3 separate regions of the Homo sapiens genome follow, and all the other regions are linked to region 3. The links are chromatin contacts, found by Hi-C or POLR2A ChIA-PET in ENCODE. All regions are on one chromosome and are shown on one strand. The core of a region is the stretch at or near the end of the contact, and the rest is flanking DNA. Distances in the headings are between cores, read along the strand shown.

The links. A loop is a pair of places that touch in the nucleus more often than their neighbours do. ChIA-PET counts read pairs that join two places held with the same protein, here RNA polymerase II (POLR2A). Pooled maps may share reads with other maps.
Region 1: a loop to region 3 is called in a map of GM12878, with 4 times the contacts of the local background. The contact joins the promoter of LINC03034 here to the enhancer-like site in region 3. A Hi-C loop is called at or near these places in 5 of 168 maps with a recorded cell type or tissue (GM12878, Ramos and cardiac septum), 10 of 37 single-sample maps with no recorded cell type and 7 of 50 pooled maps. POLR2A ChIA-PET finds 5 or more read pairs at or near these places in 4 of 52 experiments (B cell, GM12878, T-cell and 1 more).
Region 2: a loop to region 3 is called in a pooled map, with 2.1 times the contacts of the local background. The contact joins two enhancer-like sites. A Hi-C loop is called at or near these places in 1 of 168 maps with a recorded cell type or tissue (Ramos), 30 of 37 single-sample maps with no recorded cell type and 11 of 50 pooled maps. POLR2A ChIA-PET finds 5 or more read pairs at or near these places in 13 of 52 experiments (B cell, CD4-positive, alpha-beta T cell, CD4-positive, alpha-beta memory T cell and 9 more).

What each region holds. Positions count from the first base shown.
Region 1 is chr15:31,229,612-31,233,689 of GRCh38, reverse strand. LINC03034 (long intergenic non-protein coding RNA 3034) reads left to right here and starts at 2,828. Exons shown (of 4, transcript NR_171016.1): 1 at 2,828-2,983.
Region 2 is chr15:31,254,417-31,258,442 of GRCh38, reverse strand. No RefSeq gene overlaps it. Among named protein-coding and RNA genes, the nearest start is that of LINC03034, 26 kb to the right of the region's middle. RefSeq lists an enhancer at 1,950-2,522. Within about 2 kb of position 2,607, at least 8 of the 41 ENCODE cell types and tissues checked have a DNase peak (open chromatin) inside an H3K27ac peak, as active enhancers do; they include B cell and OCI-LY7, where a contact is called at or near this core.
Region 3 is chr15:31,343,929-31,347,902 of GRCh38, reverse strand. The region is part of intron 1 of KLF13 (KLF transcription factor 13); the gene reads right to left. Among named protein-coding and RNA genes, the nearest start is that of KLF13, 19 kb to the right of the region's middle. Within about 2 kb of position 2,607, at least 17 of the 41 ENCODE cell types and tissues checked have a DNase peak (open chromatin) inside an H3K27ac peak, as active enhancers do; they include B cell and OCI-LY7, where a contact is called at or near this core.

The DNA.
Region 1 (4,078 bases), core at 1,579-4,078, 110 kb after region 3:
TAGAAAAGTGATGCACACATGTAGTATACAGTCCAAACAATTATGCAGCATTCTCTCCCTGGCGCTCTCATTCCAGAGTCCAGAGGCCACCACTTTTCTTCTTTAAATCTGCTTCTGAAAACATAAGGAAATATGGCTATTTTTATTTATTATATCTTGACATTATTTGCTGACTTTCTACCACAATAGTGGTGATTCGACACTTGCTTTCCACTGTATTCCCACTTTCCTCCCCCACCCATCATCCCAATATATCTTTAGATCATAATTTTGGGTTAATAATCAGTGTTTACATTACTAGGACTATCAAATTGTGTTAATTGCAGAGCCCAATAGTGTGCAATGAACTTGTTCCTTTCTCATTATCCACTCCTGCCGCCTGCCCCAGAGGAAAATGCTTCCTTCTATCATTCACTTAGTTGTCAATGTCCTTAAGGCTAACTCTCCCCCAAATACTTCCATATTTCTGCCAAACACCTATCAACAACTGCTTCAAACTCTAACACATCCCATAGGCTGGCAGTTCCGCCTTCCCTGGAGGCCTTCTTCCCAGGGCCCTCTGACTTCCTGTTCTGTTGCTACAAACTGCCACCTTGGGGTCTCTCTTGGTCTCCCCGTTGGGCTAGGTCCTGCTTCCTGCACCCCAGGTCCTCCTGTCTCTTGGTTTACTTGATTGTTTGGGTGGGACGCATCCTCCACTATCTCCTGAGGAAGGATACACAGAAGGCAAAGGTTTTAAAGATGTTGTATGCCTAGAAATGCAGTTATACTATTTTATACTTGAAAAATAATTTGGAAAGATATAGAAATTTAGGTGGAAAATGATTTTCCATCAAAGTTTCAAAGGCATTATTCTATTGTCACCTGTCTTCCAGTGCTGCCATCGTGAAGTCTAATGACATTTCATCCTTAAATCTTTGTGTGTATTGTTCTTCTCCCCTGCAACCTCCAGCTTGCGAGGCTTTCTCTTCATCCTGAATGCTTTCAGATTGTATGGTGACATGCCTTGGTGTAGAATTCTAAAATGGTGGTCCTTAACAGGCTCTTTCCGTTCAGAGGCTCCCATCCTTCACTTGGTAATTTTCTTGTATTATTTATTTGAAAATGTCTCCCCCTTGTATCTGGTCTCACCTTTTGTAACTCTAATTAGTGGAACCCCAAATCATCTGATTGACATGCTAGTTGTCTTTGGTGTCTTATTGTCAATCTTTTTGTCTTTTTTCTAGCAATTTTCTTGACTCCACCTTCTATCTTATTTATTAAATGTCCTCTTTCTTGTGCTTTGATGATCCCTTTCTCCTAGAATGCCAATCTTTTTTTTGTGTGTGTGTGTCTGTGGTCTTGCTCTGTTGCCCAGTTTGGAGTGCAGTGGCGTGATCTCAGCTCACTGCAACCTCCACCTCCTGGGTTCAAGTGATTCTCCTGTCTCAGCCTCCCGAGTAGCTGGACTACAGGCATGCGCCACCATGCCCAGCTAATTTTTGTATTTTAAGTAGAGACAGGGTTTCACCATGTTGGCCAGGCTGGTCTCGAACTCCTGACCTCTGGTGATCTGCCCGCCTCAGCCTCCCAAAGTGTTGGGATTACAGGTGTGAGCCACCACACCCAGCCTAGAATGCCATTCTTGTTTCCTGGATGCAATCTCCTCTATCAGCTCCCAAGAATGTGACTGACAGGGGCTTCATGTTGAGCTTTGCTCTGCCCCTTCCCTCTGCTTCCTCTGAGTGCCTCTTCCCTATGTGTTGCTGGTTGTGCTCCATGTTGGCTGCTTCACTCCTGTGTTCAGTGACCGTGGGCAGTTGGTTCATCTCCAAGGGCACAGCCCTGAAGAGCTCACTGAAGACTTCTTGCTGGCAGGGGATGGTTATAGACTGGTGGCTATAGCAGATTCTTTGTTGGGCAACCCTTACCTGCAAACATGTTTAGGTCTCCTCTCTAGGAACATATGTCCTGCCTGGTACTTGTAGGTCATGCTGCCAACTTCCTGGGAGTAGAGTCGGGAGGGGGTCTTGGGGATCTCCTCAGTGTAGGTGAAGTCTTTCTTCTTATACCTCGACCCCTTTTTAGTCCAGAACCCCACCCCTGCCTTCTGCTGTCCTTCAGCCCCTGAGCCTAGAGCCTCCTTTCTACAATTTCCCCAAAGAACAAACTTCCAGGCTTGTCTGAGGCATGCTGTGGAAGGAACCTGGGATCTCAATGGCTTCCCAGACAGAGTGCTGATCAAGCCCCCTGGTTTGGCCTCCACTGCCCCTGCCCCATGGCCTCTGTAGTGCCAGCTGTCTCCACTTGCCCAGGCTTCTGGGTGGGACCAAATGAATGGCCTTGATTATTAGCAGCATCGTCCCTCCTTGCCTTCACCTGTCCTTGGGTCCTAGCTTTGTCCCATCTGTTCCCCTCACTCACATCTCAGTCTACCTATCAAGAAAATGGGGATAACAGTGGTTCCCATCTCCTGGGATTGCTGTGAAGAAGAAATGAGCTCAGGGTGGTGTCATCATCACCAAGATGGAAATAACCTGGGCAGCCCCTCGGGCAAGCTCTGTCCCCAGTGTGTGTTCTGTTCTGCTCACACAGACCCAGAAAGAGGAGCCAGCCAGGTGACAGTATGAAACACACATGTTGAGTGTGCAGAGCCGGGAACTCTGTTCCTTGCACGTGCTCCAGGCCCTGCCAATGGTGCATGACCAGTCACCAGCCAAGCATGGCGCTGAGAACGTATGTGGCCTCCCTGAGGCTTTGCTCAGTCCCCTCCCTCCACACCCACAGAAAGAGGTGTGCACACATGCAAAATAGCAATAATAATAGTATGAGATGGCAGCTGAGACCTGTGCAGCTGATGACAGTTTGAAAGAAGGATGAGCAGGCTCTCTGCCATCTGCCCACCAACTTTTCAAGTTACTTTTACCCACCTTCAAAATTACATCTGCTTTTAGCAAGAATTACTGATGTGATAAAGATGGGAGTGTTCACCATGCAAGGGCAGGTAAGTTGCTCTGTGCCACTGGGGGTTTAACCCTTAAAAGGAGAGGGGTCTCCCTTCAGCTGCTGCAGGATCCTGGTAGAAGGGGGCACAGATGACATGAAAACCCAGGGAGCCATGCCTGCTGCTGGGATCCGGGCTCACCCACCTCGTGCCCCTACCCAAAACTGTCGGGACACGAAGCCTTGCCGGGAGCCTCGAATGCCCAGGGGCTTGGCCAGGCCACAGACTGTGCGGGGAATGTGTGCACACTGCCCACTTTATCCCATGGCTGTGCCCGCCATAGGTTATGCAGCAGCAGTGGGCACGCGCAATTCAGTTGAATTCAGGGAAGCCAGCAAGTGCTAGGGAATTTCGATGGATGACCTAAGCATGGTCAGGTGTCTATTTAGAAAAATATACACGGCCAGGCGCGGTGGCTCATGCCTGTAATCCCAGCACTTTGGGAGGCCGAGGTGGGTGGATCACAAGGTCAAGAGATCTAGACCATCCTGGGCAACATGGTGAAACCCCGTCTCTACTAAAAATACAAAAATTAGCTGGGTTTGGTGGCGCACGTGTGTAATCCCAGCTACTCATGAGGCTGAGAAAGGAGAATCGCTTGAACCCGGGAGGCAGAGGTTGCAGTGAGCTGAGATGGCACCACTGCACTCCAGCCTAGTGACAGAGCGAGACTCCGTCTCAAAAAAAAAAAAAAGAAAAGAAAAATATACACTTAGGAGGGCGAGGCAGGCAGATCACTTGAGGTCAGGAGTTCGAGACCAGCCTGGCCAACATGGTGAAACCCTGCCTGTCTCTACTAAATATACAAAAATTAGCTGGGTGTGGTGGCGCACACCTGTAGTTCCAGCTACTCAGGAGGCTGAGGCAGGAGAATCGCTTGAACCCGGGAGACGGAGGGTCCAGTGAGCAAAGATTGCACCGCTGCACTCCAGCCTGGGCAACAGAGCAAGACTCTGTATCCAAAAAAACAAAAACAAAAACAAAACAAAAAAACAAAAAAGCAAAACAAAAAAAAAAAACCACTTAATGTACATGATGTGGTAGAAGAAAAGCACTTATTAGTGAGAATTGCCGCCTCCTCCTAAGAAGAGTGTC
Region 2 (4,026 bases), core at 1,358-3,857, 89 kb after region 3:
TTTCCTTGATGACCAATGAGGTTGAGCACCTTCTCATATGTTTGTTGGCCACTAGGACACGCTCTTTTGTGAAGGGCCCACTCAAGCTCTTTAACCAGTTTTTCTGTTGGATTATCTTCTCTCTTCTTGTTGATTTCTAGAAGCTCTTTATATATTCTGGACATAAGTCTTTTATCAAATATGTGTGTCACATATACATTCTCCCAGTTTGGTTTTTCTTTTTATTCTCTTAATAAATCTCTTGAAATTAGTTATTCATTTTAATATGGTCCACTTTATCCATTTTCTTCCTCTCCTCTTTCTCATTCTATTCTTCTTCCTCGTCTTTATCTTTATTGTCCTATTTGGAATCCCTTCAGTGACCTCAGAAGCCATCCACCCATAGTCCCTGTGGACATCAATTTTGCCATAAGGGTCAAGTATGGTGGCAACTTGCTGTCCCCAAGTCTTCTTTTTTTTTTTTTTTTTTTTTTTGACATGGAGTCTCACTCTGTTGCCTAGGCTGGAGTGCAGTGGTGCAATCTCGGCTCACTGCAATCTCTGCCTCCTGGGTTGACACCATTCTCCTGTCTCAGCCTCCCGAGTAGCTGGGACTATAGGCGCCCGCCACCACACCCGGCTAATTTTTGGATTTTTAATAGAGACGGGGTTTCACCATGTTAGCCAGGATGGTCTCGATCTCCTGACCTCATGATCCACCTGCCTTGGCCTCCCAAAGTGCTAGGATTACAGGCGTGAGCCACCATGCCCGGCCGCTGTCCCCAAGTCTTATCTTCAGTAGATGCTCCCTTCCAAGCAACCACAGGTGACAACTAAGTAATTGCAGTGCCACAGGTCACCAATGTCCTATTTTCCATGGGTAATGAGTTTATCTCTGCTTTCATATTCTCATACTCACACAGGTCAACAACCCAACCACAAAGACCCAGCTTGGAGGGTCTGTTTCCTGAAGCAGTACTGACTCAGCCTGGGAGACAGAAACCATGCTAGGTATTTCACATATTATGCAGAGAACCGATTACAAAGGTGTTGGAAGGATAAAGGAGTAGAAGGGAGGAGCAGGCCAGGGAACAAGAGGAAGAAGGGGAGGTACCCACAGATAAGAATCACTAGTACCCTTTGTCTTGGTCCATTCTGGCTGCTATAACAAAATATCATAAACTGAGTGGTCTATGAACAATAGGAATTTATTTCTCATAGTTTTAGAGGCTAGGAAGCCCAAAATCAAGGTACCAGCAGAATCAGTGTCTGGTGAGGGCTTCCTGGTTCACAGTCGGTGACTTCTTGCTGCGTGCTTACATAGTAGAAGGGACAAGGGGTCTCTCTTGGGCCTCTTGCATAAGGGCACTCATCCCCTTCATGAGGGCTTCACTCTCAGGGCCTAATCACCCCCAGCAAAGGCTTCACCTCCCAACACCATCACCACAGGAGTTAGGATTTCAATATATGAAACTGGGAGGGACACAAACACTCAACCCATTGCACCACTGGGCTAGAGCCCAGAGTCAGCACCTGCTGCTGCCCTGGTAGAGAAGCAGGGGCTGTGGGAGGAGCTGGCACTGCTGTTCTGTATCGAGGAGGATGCATCTTCTTTGCCAGAGCTGTGACTGCTGATAAAGGTGCCGCCTGTGCTCAGGCTTCTGGGGTCCCTAATCATCCAGCTCCTGCTGCTACAACTGCCATGCTGTGATACGGACATTCCTCTCTTCCTCCTGCCTTTGGAGCTCCTGCCACACCTCCTATGTTAGGTGCTACCACAGGGCCTAACCAGAAGCCAGTGGGTGAGGTGCCTGGCACATGCAGAAACCCCGGAGCCCCAGAGCAGAGCACAGACGGCGGGTGTGGGCAGCGACCCTGGCAGCCACCAGCACAGCCCCAACCAGGCTCCAGCCCCACTTGCCTGCTCTTGGCTCCTTGAAGCCCCGGGCTCCCCAGGGCAGCTGGCACGCCCTCCACACTTCTCCCCTGGGCTGAGTGCAGCTCACACTCTGGGTGTGGCACATAGGCCATTTCTGGAAGAGGCTTTCCTAAGCCCACAGGGGCTGCACTGTCTCCTGCTGCTGTTTTCTGCACATCTTCCTCACTAGAGGTGAGTTTCCTGAGGGCAGACAACAAACCTCACTTAGGCCCAGGCCATAAACACGGTGTATGTTTAGTGAATTTGTGAATTAAGAATGAAGGAATGTGGCTCACGCCTGTAATTCCAGCACTTTGGGAGGCTGAGGCGGGCAGATCACTTGAGGTCAGGAGTTCAAGACCAGCTTGGTCAACATGGTGAAACCCTGTCTGTATTTACAACACAAAAAATTAGCTGGGCTTGGTGGCAGGTGCCTGTAATCCCAGTTACTCAGGAGGCTGAGTGGGGAGAATCACTTGAACCCAGGAGGTGGAGGTTGCAGAGAGCATAGATTGCGCCACTGCACTCCAGCCTGGGTGGCAGCGTGAAAACTCACAGGCCTGCCGTTGGGAAAATTATAGAGTAGGTTGGGGGATTTTCTCTCTGGAGATCCCCTTTCCACACTCTCAATTTCTCTATTGCTTCAAGTTCCCGTCCTGACATCTGGCCACACCACACCGCCCTCCCTCAGGTCCTTCCTTCTGGCCCTGCACCTGGTGTCCAAGGGTGTGTAACTGGAACTATGTTGTCAATGGCCCAGACCCGAGCTTTGTGGCATAAAACACACAACTAGCTATTTATAGTCAGGGCTATTTATACAGAGTTTATGAAAAAATAGTTATGTGGTAGAACAAACTTGGAAAATTCAGGTTTAAGCAGATTAAACATGATCCTCTACTACAGAATTTCTCAGCTCCTGAAGACATTAAGGTGTCACTCCATAAAGGGGGCTCATTAGCTCAGTTCCCCAAACTTATGGAACCACAAACTCCTTCTTTTTAGGAACACCTAAGCAGAGTGTAGTAATTGATTAGTTATAACTTTAAATATATGTAATTGATCTATCTTTAAAGAGGTAACACATGCCCATAGAACAACACTCAATAGACAAAGTCAGGTACACAGAATAAAAAATGTGTCTTCCTTCCCGGCCAGCCACCCAGTCCCCCGCCCCAGAGGCAACCGCTGTCAGTAGCAGCATGCGTTTCTTCTCAGAAATGAGGCACAGCTTGTCACCCAAGATGGAGGCTTCCAGGAGGGCTGTGGATGCTTCTGGCTGCCCCTGCTCCTGGCTGCCCCTGCTCCTGGCTGCCCCTGCTCCTCCCATAGATGAGCCTGCTATGGTGGCCGCCACTGTTCTGCTCTGTCTAGCCTTGGGCCCACATTTATCCCTTTTTGTCCACTTTTTCAGAACCTGGAGGTGCTGCTGTTGCTCCTCACAGGTGGCTCCTGTGCCCCAGGCAACAAGCCAGAGGCACCAGTACCCTGGGCATGGCTCCCTTTCATTTACGACTCACTGTAGTTACTTTAGAGCCTTGGAGTGTTCTCTGGGATGAAAAAGATCAGGAATAGCTCTAGGCTGTGGCCTGGAGGAGCCTTGGGATCTCTTCATCCTTTGGAAGAAGGTGAGTTTCTTGGAAAATATTCCAGAAACGGCTCGAGCAGTTGTACCATGCTATTGTGCAAAAGAACGTCCAAAAACATCCTCACTTCTTCATGGCATGGACTTTCTCTGGAGTGGAGTGGGAGTGGTGCCAAGCACATGATGACAGAAGATCATAAAAACGGGAAATGGAATGGGTTTATTAGCTATTTGCTGCCGTGTAACCAGTTACTCCCAAGCCTTGCAGCTGAAATAACAAACTTTTATTATCTCATGAAGTTTCTGAGGGTCAGGAATTTGGGAGTTACTCAGCTCTGCAGTTCAGTCTCAGCATTGCATCGAGTTGCAGTCCAGACACACTGGCCAGGGCTGCAGGCATCTGAAGGCTTGACTGGGGCTGGAGGTCTGCTTCCAGCATTACCCAGGTGGCTGTTGACTAGAGGTCTCCATGGGCCATTGAGCATGCTCAAGACATGGTAGCTGGCTTCCTCCAGAGCAAGAGAGACAAGAGAGGGCAAGCAAGGAG
Region 3 (3,974 bases), core at 1,358-3,857:
GGTGTGGTCCAGGAGAAGCCAACAACACACCTTCCTGTTCCACCAGCGCTGCAGCCACTACAACAGAGGCAGCCCCCAACCCCTGCAGCCTATATGCTGCCCCAGGGCCCCAGAGGCTGGAGGGGGTGGAAGGGCAGACAGAAGAGGTTGGGGCCCCCTCAAGCTGCTGCCACAGGATGGCAGGATGGGAGCCTTTGGGCCCAGCCACTGTGACACCCACTTTTCCTTTAGCCATTTCTTGCCTTGGCTTCCCAAGTCACACTGCCCCGCCTCTCTCCCCTACTCTGAGGCTCCGCTGGCTTAGGGCCTGCCATAGGATGCCCTCGTCCCTCATGAGCAGCACCTCCAAGGCAGAGTCACCTCCTGGGCCCCACATCCTGCCTCTCTCATCACCACAGTCAAGGTGGGGCCCCTCCCCAGCCCAGCCCCCTGAGGGTGCCCTTTGACGCTAGCACACACAGGTTCTAGCGGGCTTGCCACCCACGTGCGGCAAAGCCTGGGTAGCTCTTCCCTGCCTCCAGTCTCCACTGCCCATCCCCAGCCCTGCCTCAGGGGGAAGCCTTGTTCACAGCTCCCCTTCCCCACCACGAGCACCAAGGACGGCCTCTTCCTGAGGTGTGCTGTCCCAGTGGGGCTCAGCAGAGAAGCTGGTCACCCAGCTCCCTCCAGGAGGTTCCCAGGCCCTGCCAAAGAAGCCTTTTTCTGGGAAGGCTGGTGCTACCAGCAGAGCAATGGAGGGGGGAACGCCTGCTGATCCCAGGAGGGTGTCCAAATCCTGAATTCCCTGCTTGACCTTCTAGCTTCACAGGTCCTCAAATCCTCCTACCTGCTGGGCTCGGTGTCGTGCCCTGTCACAGACCTGACCTTGTCCCAGCCCCGATGAGAGCCAGCAGGTAGGGGAACTGAGGTCCTCACCCATGCTTGCTACCACAGTCTGCTCCTGCCCCCAGACTCAGGACCCTACGCTGCCCCTCTCCCCTGCTGGCCCACCCAACCCACACGTCCAGTCTGCATCTCCCCAGACCCTCCCTGATGCCGCCAGCACAGAGGGGTGCAGAGTGGTGGCAGGCAGGAACCTGGCCTGCAGGCCAATAGCCCACCTATGGCCGGCAGGAGCCCTGGCCCCACCACCAAGTGCCTGGGATGTCCCTCGCTAGAAACTGAAAGATTTCGAGGCACAGGTGGTATTTTCATTTCTTCTTCCAGTTGAAGGTGATGCCTTTAAAAGAGAAAGAAAGATACGGAAGTGAAGGCTGCTGTGTGACACAGAAGTCAGCCTGGGGGGCCTGCAAGGAGGGGACGCCTCATGTCCTGAGAAAGCTGGGGCAGGGGGCAGCATGAGGCCTTGGGGCTCTGGCCTGGAAGCTCCTGCAGAGGAAGAAGAGAACCCGGGGAGGAGCTCCTGCCTGGCTGTGGCCTGGGGGCTTTCCACAGCTGTGTGGGTGGCCGCAGCTCCAGGGTGGCTGAATACTGGTAACAGCGGTGGGGGGTCCATCATACTCTTTACCAAAGGGTCAGGTTAGAGTGGACTAGTCCAGAAGGGGAAGGACAGCAGCTGCTATGCAGGAGCTCAGGCCTGTGGCCAGGGCAAAGGGCCGGTGTGGAAATCTCTCCTTCTGGCCTCAGAGAAAAGCAGAGGACAGGAGGTCGGGGGAGAAGGCTGTGAGTTTCAGAAAAACGAAGAGGTGCTTTCTGGAAGCCACAGATGGGTAATCTTCCCAGAAACAGAGTCAAGATCATTGACCTGGTGTTCTGTGCGGAACAGCTCTGGGTTCCCGTCAGGGTTCTCGGGGGCTCCTGAGAGATATGCCTGGGCCGTGGGCATCTCAGCGTGAGGCAGGCATCTGTACAGAGGGGCTCACGCATGCCTGAGCCAGATGCCGGCACAGAGGGGCACACTTGTGGAGCTGCACTCCCTCTGAGCTCAGATACTCTTCCTCTAGAACCAGAACCCCCATCAGTGCCTACAAACGGAACCCTCCGGGAAACAGAGACAACCAGGGGTGAGAGGTGGGGAGCAGTTGCAGCCCTCCCCAGAAGGTCATTTGCCCCCGGTAAACTGACGGTGCAAATATGACCTCGTGTGGCCCACAGCATCTGACGACTTTACACCAGGCTGGCAGGGCAGACACCCGGGTCAGAACTAAGCACACTAAGCCCTGGTGTGGTCAGTCTCAGGCTGCGGCCTCACAACCACAACAGCCAGGCAGGATGCTGCCCATGTAGGGCCACTGGAAGACAGTGAGTAGGGCAGGGTCCCCTGGTGAGGGGGATGGGGGCCAAAGGAACGGTACACCTCCCGGGCTTTCTCCGTCCCACCCTCATACTCACAGATTTCCTGTCAGTTTCAGGATGGGACCCTGCCACGCTCCTGGAGATCCCCTGCTGCTTGCTGCTAGGCACGCGGTGCTCACTCAAGGCAGGATCTGCCCGCACCCCAGTGCTCTCCAGGCAGGTGCCCGAATGGGAAAGAGGCAGGCCAGCGGTGCAGCAGGGCAAAGGCAGGCTGAGGCGGGGGCACAGGCCTCCAGGCCCCCAGAGCAGCACACAGGGTGGAGCCACAGGCCCTGCCCTCAGACACCACGCCCTCAAGGGACAGAAACACCAGCCAAAGCCAGGCCCCTCATGACACTCAGGCAATGAGTGAGGAATGCCCAAGTCCCCACTCCACCCCTGTCTGCTGGCACCCCACAATCCCAGCCCGATGCAGCACGCCTGCATGCCATCTGTCCTGCTCCTCTCCTGGCTCTGCCTGGGATCTCACAGCTGCCTCCTCCTGCCCAGCCCTATGGAACCCAGACCCAACCCCCACCTGCTCAAAGGCGGGGAGGCCAGGGTGGCACCCTCAGAAGGGCCAGGAGAGAACCCTGACCCACAGAGCCTGGAAGGCACCTGCCCCAAACTGCAACAGCTCACACTCCCTGGCCAGCCCCCAGGGTTGGCTTGCACCTAGACTGGCTGTCCTGGGCTGAACCCTGGAACCTTGGCCTGCTCCTGGTTACTTGCGGCCCCTCCCTCCCCACTCAGGCGGCTTCCTTGGGGGACCCAGGGAGGATCCCGCACAGCCTCAGGACAAAGTCAAAACCCCTCCCACCCTCATCCTGCCCCACCCAGCAATCCTCCCAGCTCTTTTCTGCACTGGATTCCAGGAGATTTTGTTAAAAGAAAGGTTCCATTAGGTTTAGAATAAAAATCTGTAAACCCAAGGACCAGAACTCCTTCTCCACATTCTTACAGCAAATTCTGTAATGGTCCCTTGGGGAAGCTCTCCCTCCCCACTGGCCCAAACCCCCACAGTCCAGAAGAGAAACAGGGCCCCTGGCCTGGCCCAGCCCAGTCTCAGCTCCTAAGCAGCAGGTGAACCCTTTCGCCATGGGCCAGCCATGACAGTAGGGTGAAGTCACCCCCAAAGGCCACCAGCCAAGGCACTGAGGAGCCAAGCTTGGCAAATGTCTGGGTGGCTGGGGATTCCTGGCACCCCTGCCACCTCCCCTGGAGCCCTTGCCAGCCAGACACATGAAAACGTCCAGCCATGGCGTGTTTTCAGAGCACGCCCTGGCTTAAAAGGCAGGTGAAGGAGGCCACTCTGCTGACACTCCTCCAGTCCTGCCACAAAGAGGGGAAAGCCTAGGTGCCCACTCCCCTCCTGACACAGGCTGGAGGGGTGGATCTGGGATGTCTGCATCTGCACAGAGATGGGTATGGGTGTGGGGAGAGCCCCACCTCTGGAGCTGGAGTGACAGGCTCAGGGTGGTGTGGGTGCGCAGCGCTAGCAGGAGGTAGCTGCTAAGTATTGGCAGGTGTTTGTCCCAGGGGGTTGGAAAACATCCCCCAGGGCCAAAGTCACCCCTGACAGCCAGGCCATTTGTGCACAGCAAGTATTTAGGGCAGCAACCAGGCATGGGCCACTTGCAATGCGTGGCTCTCCTGTCTCTGCTGCCGTCTCAGAGGGAGGGACACTGAACACATTATAC